Linked DNA regions of Mus musculus: region 2 is linked to region 1. A link is a loop called in an ENCODE intact Hi-C map of the cell type or tissue named here. Cell type or tissue: gastrocnemius. All regions are shown on one strand. Links, peaks and the distances in the headings refer to the core of each region. The heading gives the core; the rest is flanking DNA.

Region 1 (2,806 bases), core at 142-2,641:
GAACTCTAGCTGTACTCTGTGTACTCCTTCAGGTCCACCCTTGGCTCCTCTTGGCTCTAGTCTGTGTCTGGTTCTGTCAGGATGTGTCACCAACAGGCCCCTTTACCCTCTGGTTAAACTCAGCCAATGAGAGGAGAGTTTGAGGCAAGAGGTGCCAGAGGGCTTCCCCTTTCATTGCTCTTCCTTCCCAGGCTGGAATGGGCCTTGATTGACAGTCACTGGCCTTCCTGAGCAGGCCCTCTCTCCCTCAGGGATCAGGTAACCAGCTCCCCTATCCCCTCAGGCCTCAGGGTAGTGACAGTTCCTCAGCTGTTTGTAGCCTCGGGTCACCGCACCACCCCTTCTGAGTTCCCCCACACCCACCCACACTGTTGTGAATAAACCCTCTTCAAATTATTCTAATTTGAGTGCACCATCTGTTTTCAGTTGGGACCCTGACTGATACATTTGCCAAATAAGGATTCTTTTGGTTGTTAGGGAGGGAGAAAAGAAGAGGGAGGCAGAGAGAGAAATATATATATATGCCTCATATACCTGATCTTGAGCCATAAACTTTAGACAAGTCTATCCAACAGTTGAGGCTTGAGTTTAGGAACAAGCTCCTAGGCCAACAGAGTGTCCCCCATCCTTTGGCTCTAGTCGCCTGATTTGCTTTGTCTTCTCCTGGTGGCACAGGTTTAACATCTTTAGTGGCTTCAGAATCTGAGACAGGAGGATTACAAGTTCAAGACCAGCCTAGGCAACTGAGTAAGACTCTGTCTCAAAATAAAAAGGTAAAAAGAAAGCTGGGTGGTGGTGGAGCAGACCTTTGATTCCAGCGCTGGGCGGAGCTCTGAGTTGGAGGCCAGCCTGGTCTACAGAGCGAGTTTCAGGACAGCCAGGACTACACAGAGAAACAGTGTCTCAGGAAAACCAAAAAGAAAATGTGAAAAGAGGGCTGGGGCTCAGCTCAGTGATAGATAGCAAGCATCGGGTTCTGAGTTTGATTCCCAGTAACCCCCCCCCCCAAAAAAAAAGCAAACCAAACTAAACTTCCAGGCTTCTCATCTATTTGGCAGGAGTCCCAAGTCCATTTCCAAACTGATTAAGATAAAGCTGAAAGGTGCTGGAGAGATGGCTCAGCAGTTAAGAGGATCTGGGTTTAATTCTCAACACCCACATAGTGGTTCACAAACATCTAGAAGTCCAGTTCTAGGAGATCCAATGACCTCTTCTGGCTGCTGTGGGCACTAGGCATACCTGTGGAGCACAGACTCACATGCAGGCAAAACACCTATACACATAGAAATAATTACAACTAGGGCTGGAGAGATGGTTCAGTGGTTAAGAGCACTGACTGCTCTTCTGAAGGTTCTGAGTTCAAATCCCAGCAACCACATGGTGGCTCACAACCATCAGTAATGAGATCTGCCGCCCTCTTCTGGTGTGTCTGAAAACAGCTACAATGTACTTAGATATAATAATAAATAAATCTTAAAAAAAAAAATACAACTAAGCTGGGGGTTGTGGCACACGCCTTTAATCCCAGCACTCCGGAAGCAGAGGCAGGCAGATTTCTGAGTTCGAGGCCACCCTGGTCTACAGAGTGAGTTCCAGGACAGCCAGGGCTACAGAAAGAAACCCTGTCTTGAAAAAAACAAAACAAAACAAAATGAAACAAGATTTTTATTTGTCTTAGTTAAGGTTGCTATTGTGCTGATAGAACACCATGACCAAAGCAACTCAGGGAGGAAAAGGCAGAGACAGATGGATCTCTATGAGTGTGAGGCCAGCCTTGTCTACATAGATAAGATAGCTCTGACTCCAGGAAAGAGCTATGGAATAGAGAGATCCTGTCTCAAAAGACAAACAACATCATCAACAACAAAAAAATGTACTTTATTTTGTGTATATAAATGCTTTGCCTGCATGTGTGTGTGGTATACTATATGCATGCCTGGTACCCAGAAAGCCCAGAATAGGGTATCGGATCTCCTGGAATTGTGATCCTGAGCCAGCATGTGGGTGTTGGGAATCCTCCAGGGAACCTGGAGGAGCAGCCTGTGCTCTTAACCACTGAGCCATCTCTCCAGTCCACACAAAGGTAACGATTTCATGATTAGAATGACTGTGTCTTCTTGCAACCTGCTTTCTACTGTCCACACCCCTGACCACCAGACCTCTTTACTAGTCAAGAAAGCTGTCTTTTTTTTTTTTCTCTTAATGGTTATTAAAGAGCATCTAGGAGCCCCTGCTTTCTAGCAGATAATGTTCACACTGGCTTGCAGCCACTGGGTTTAGTCTAGGTAAAGCAAGACCATGATCTATCTGAGAGCTGGTTTCTGATCTCCTGATGCTGGCTGGCATCAGGCGCTCAGACTGCAGGGATGACAGTCAACGGGAAATCAGCCTTTGAGGATAACCTTGGCTTGTTGGAATACAGGAGTTATTTAGCTAAATGGCACTGAAATATTATTCCCACTAGAGGGCACTGGTGAGCCATTTAGCGTTTCCACCAGGCTCACGGAAACTCTTCCCTGTAAGAAAGGTTACTGCCTGAAGCAACCTCCCAGATGACTAGGCAACCAAGTAAACTCTCCTATTCCAGAAGAGTGATGATGTATCAGAGGAAATCTGGTTAAACACACTACAAGGACAACATAAGAGAAAATAAAATCAAGGTATCTAGCCCCCCTATGTAAATACCTTAGTAATATTTTTCTTTCTTTCTTTCTTTCTTTCTTTCTTTCTTTCTTTCTTTCTTTCTTTCTTTCTTTTTTTTTTCTTTCTTTTTTTTTTTTTTTTTGGTTTTTTGAGACAGGATTTC
Region 2 (2,806 bases), core at 143-2,642, 54 kb after region 1:
AATGCTGTGGAATCACTGACCTTCAGATAGCTCCTACTTGTTTGCTTTTTTTCTCCCTGGTTGTCCTGTAACTCACTGTGTAGATCAGACTGGCCTCAAACTCAAGAGATTGGCCTGCCTCTGCCTTCTGAGGAAGGGATCAAAGGCCTGCACTGCTGCTGCCAGTGCCACCCAGCTTTTTTTGATGGGGTGCCCCACATGCATGCAGAAGAAGCCTGAGAGGTCAAGAGGAGGTGATTGGATTGTTGGAACTGGAGCTACATACAGACAGTTAACTGCAATGAGGATGCTGGGAACCAAACCCAGGCCTTTTTTTTGTTTTTTTGTTTTTGTTTTTGTTTTTTGTTGTTGTTGATTTTAGGTTTTTTGAGACAGGGTTTCTCTGTATCACCCTGGCTGTCCTGGAACTCACTCTGTAGACCAGGCTGGCCTCAAACTCAGAAATCCACCTGCCTCTGCCTCCCAAGTGCTGGAACTAAAGGCGTGCACTACCACTGCCTGGTGAAACCCAGGTCTTTTGCAAAAGCAACAAGTAATCTTAATACTGAGCCATTTCTGTAGCCTCCAGAATGGTTTTTTTTTTTTGTTTTGTTTTGTTTTTGTTTTTTTGGTTTTTTGTTTGTTTGTTTGTTTGTTTTTGTAATTAGTTCTGGAGAGATGTCTCAGTCAGTGCTGGTTAAGTGTACTCACTGCTCTTCCAGAGTGACCAGATTCCAACCCCAGTACCCACAAAGTAACTCACCTATCACTTTAGGTACATGATGTAAAGACATAATTCAGGCAAAAATACCCATACATAGAACCATTAATATTCAAAGGAAAGAAACAATTATATTTTAAAGGTTTATTTTATTACTACTTTTAACTCTGTGTACTTGTGTGCTGGCATCCTTGGAAGCCAGAAATTTTGGATCTCTGGAACTGAAGGCATAGGTAGTTGTGAGCTGCTCAGTGTGGGTGTTGTAAATTTAAAGTCTTTTGCAAAAGCAGATTACCTTCTCAACCACGGAGTCATCTTTCTAGTCCTAAAATTATGGATTATGTTTATTAGACAGGGGATTACTATGTAACTCTGGCTGACCTAGAACTCCCTGTGTAGACTAAGGTGGCCTCAAACATACAGAACTCCATTTGCTTCTCAAGAGATGAGACTAAAGTTGTATGCCATTAAGTCCAACTTTTTTTTAAAAGATTTATTTATTGTATGTGAGTACACTGTAGCTGTCTTCAGACACAACAGAAGAGAGCATCGGATCCCATTAAAGATGGTTGTGAGCCACCATGTGGTTGCTGGGAACTGAACTCAGGACCTCTGGAAGAGCAGTCAGTGCTCTTAACCTCTGAGCCATCTCTCCAGCCCAGTCCAAATTTTTTTTGGGAGGAACAAAACTTAAATTATTTGTGATAGAGTTACCTATCTCACTATATAGCTGTGTAGACAAAGTTGGCCTAAGAATTGCCATTTCCCTGTCTCAGCATCGTGGGTGCTGAGATCACAGTCATGCCTGGCTGATTTTGTACTCTTGAGGTAGTGATGTGAAAAGGAAAACCTGGACCAGAAGTGAGAGCATGTATGTATGTGAGAGCATGGGTATGTATGTGAGAGCATGTATGTATGTGAGAGCATGGGTATGTATGTGAGAGCATGTATGTATGTGAGAGCATGTATGTATGTGAGAGCATGGGTATGTATGTGAGAGCATGTATGTATGTGAGAGCATGGGTATGTATGTAAGCTGAATCCACAGACAGATACAGTAAAAACAGCCACATGGCCCAGTTAATTCACTGTGTGACTTGAGGCAAATCCTTTTACTATACCAGCTCTTGTGTGTCTGTGTGTGCATGCTCGAGTGTGTGTGTGTGTGTGTGTGTGTGTGTGTGTGTGTGTGTGTGTGTGTGTGTGTGCGTGCATGTAGACCAGGCTTGTTCTAAACTTAGCAAAGAATGGCCTTGAATTCTGATCTTTCTGCTTCTACCATTCAGGTGCTAGGATTACTGGGTATGTGCCATACACCCAATTTATGAGATGCTGCTGACCAAACTAGGCTTGTAATGTAGGGAAGCGCTCTACCAACTGAACTGTATCTCTAGTCCTAAAATAAAAGATTTGACTGTGCTTAATAGATTAATATCATAATTGGGGAAGCAGTTCGTAAGATTTTTATAAAATCAAATTTTTGAAGTAAAAATTTGTTGATTATCCTCAGCTTATTTACAAATGGATACCCTATTTTAAACAGAGTACATGTGAAAGAGCAAGTCAACAAAAGCAGAAAAATACAGTAGTTTTGTGAGCTGAAGTTAAAAAAGAGTCCATAGAAGGAAATTTTCTTCAAGTACCCTTAATGTATGATTTGAATGAATTTTTAAGATCTCAAGACAACGAAGAATGAGTTAGACGTGATTCTAAGACTGGTTGGTGTTTAAGATCTTGTTATGTATGTCACTCCCCCTTATCTGAATGTTTGTTACGTTTTACCTGTTTTGGTTTCTTAGAGAATCTATTCTTTCTGAAGGCTTCATGTCTATTCCGTTCTGTTACTCACTTTATTTTACCTTTGTTTTTTCCCCCAGGTTTTTCGTTGGAATATACGTTGCACATTTATGGCGATTCTGAGCGTGAGGGCAGACTTCTGCCAGGCTCAGCACAGCCTTTCCGCTGACAAGTGAGCTTGGGGTTATACGTGCCATAATTAACATTGCCTTGACGACTCTGGACACCGAGACTGGCCTCAGAAGTAGTAGGCTTTTTTTTTTTTTAAATTGCAAGCGTATTCTTTTAATGACTCCAGTAAAATTAAGC

The links. Hi-C counts contacts between places; a loop is a spot of excess contacts. Peaks named below come from ENCODE experiments on the same cell type or tissue, not always from the same donor. Only the 100,000 strongest peaks of a DNase experiment are listed, where the experiment ranks them.
Region 2: a loop joins it to region 1, with 2.6 times the contacts of the local background. A loop is called at or near these places in 27 of 42 quality-filtered maps.

Annotation. Positions count from the first base shown.
Region 1 is chr4:129,782,888-129,785,693 of GRCm38, forward strand. No RefSeq gene overlaps it. Among named protein-coding and RNA genes, the nearest start is that of Ptp4a2, 36 kb to the right of the region's middle. In gastrocnemius, for the core only: a CTCF peak has its summit at 1,428 (motif pointing left); a DNase peak (open chromatin) is centred at 2,448; H3K27ac peaks cover 898 bases.
Region 2 is chr4:129,836,401-129,839,206 of GRCm38, forward strand. Ptp4a2 (protein tyrosine phosphatase 4a2) reads left to right here. Exons shown (of 6, transcript NM_008974.4): 2 at 2,578-2,806. Among named protein-coding and RNA genes, the nearest start is that of 1700108I11Rik, 15 kb to the right of the region's middle. In gastrocnemius, for the core only: no CTCF peak of the experiment used is centred there; no DNase peak of the experiment used is centred there; H3K27ac peaks cover 1,388 bases.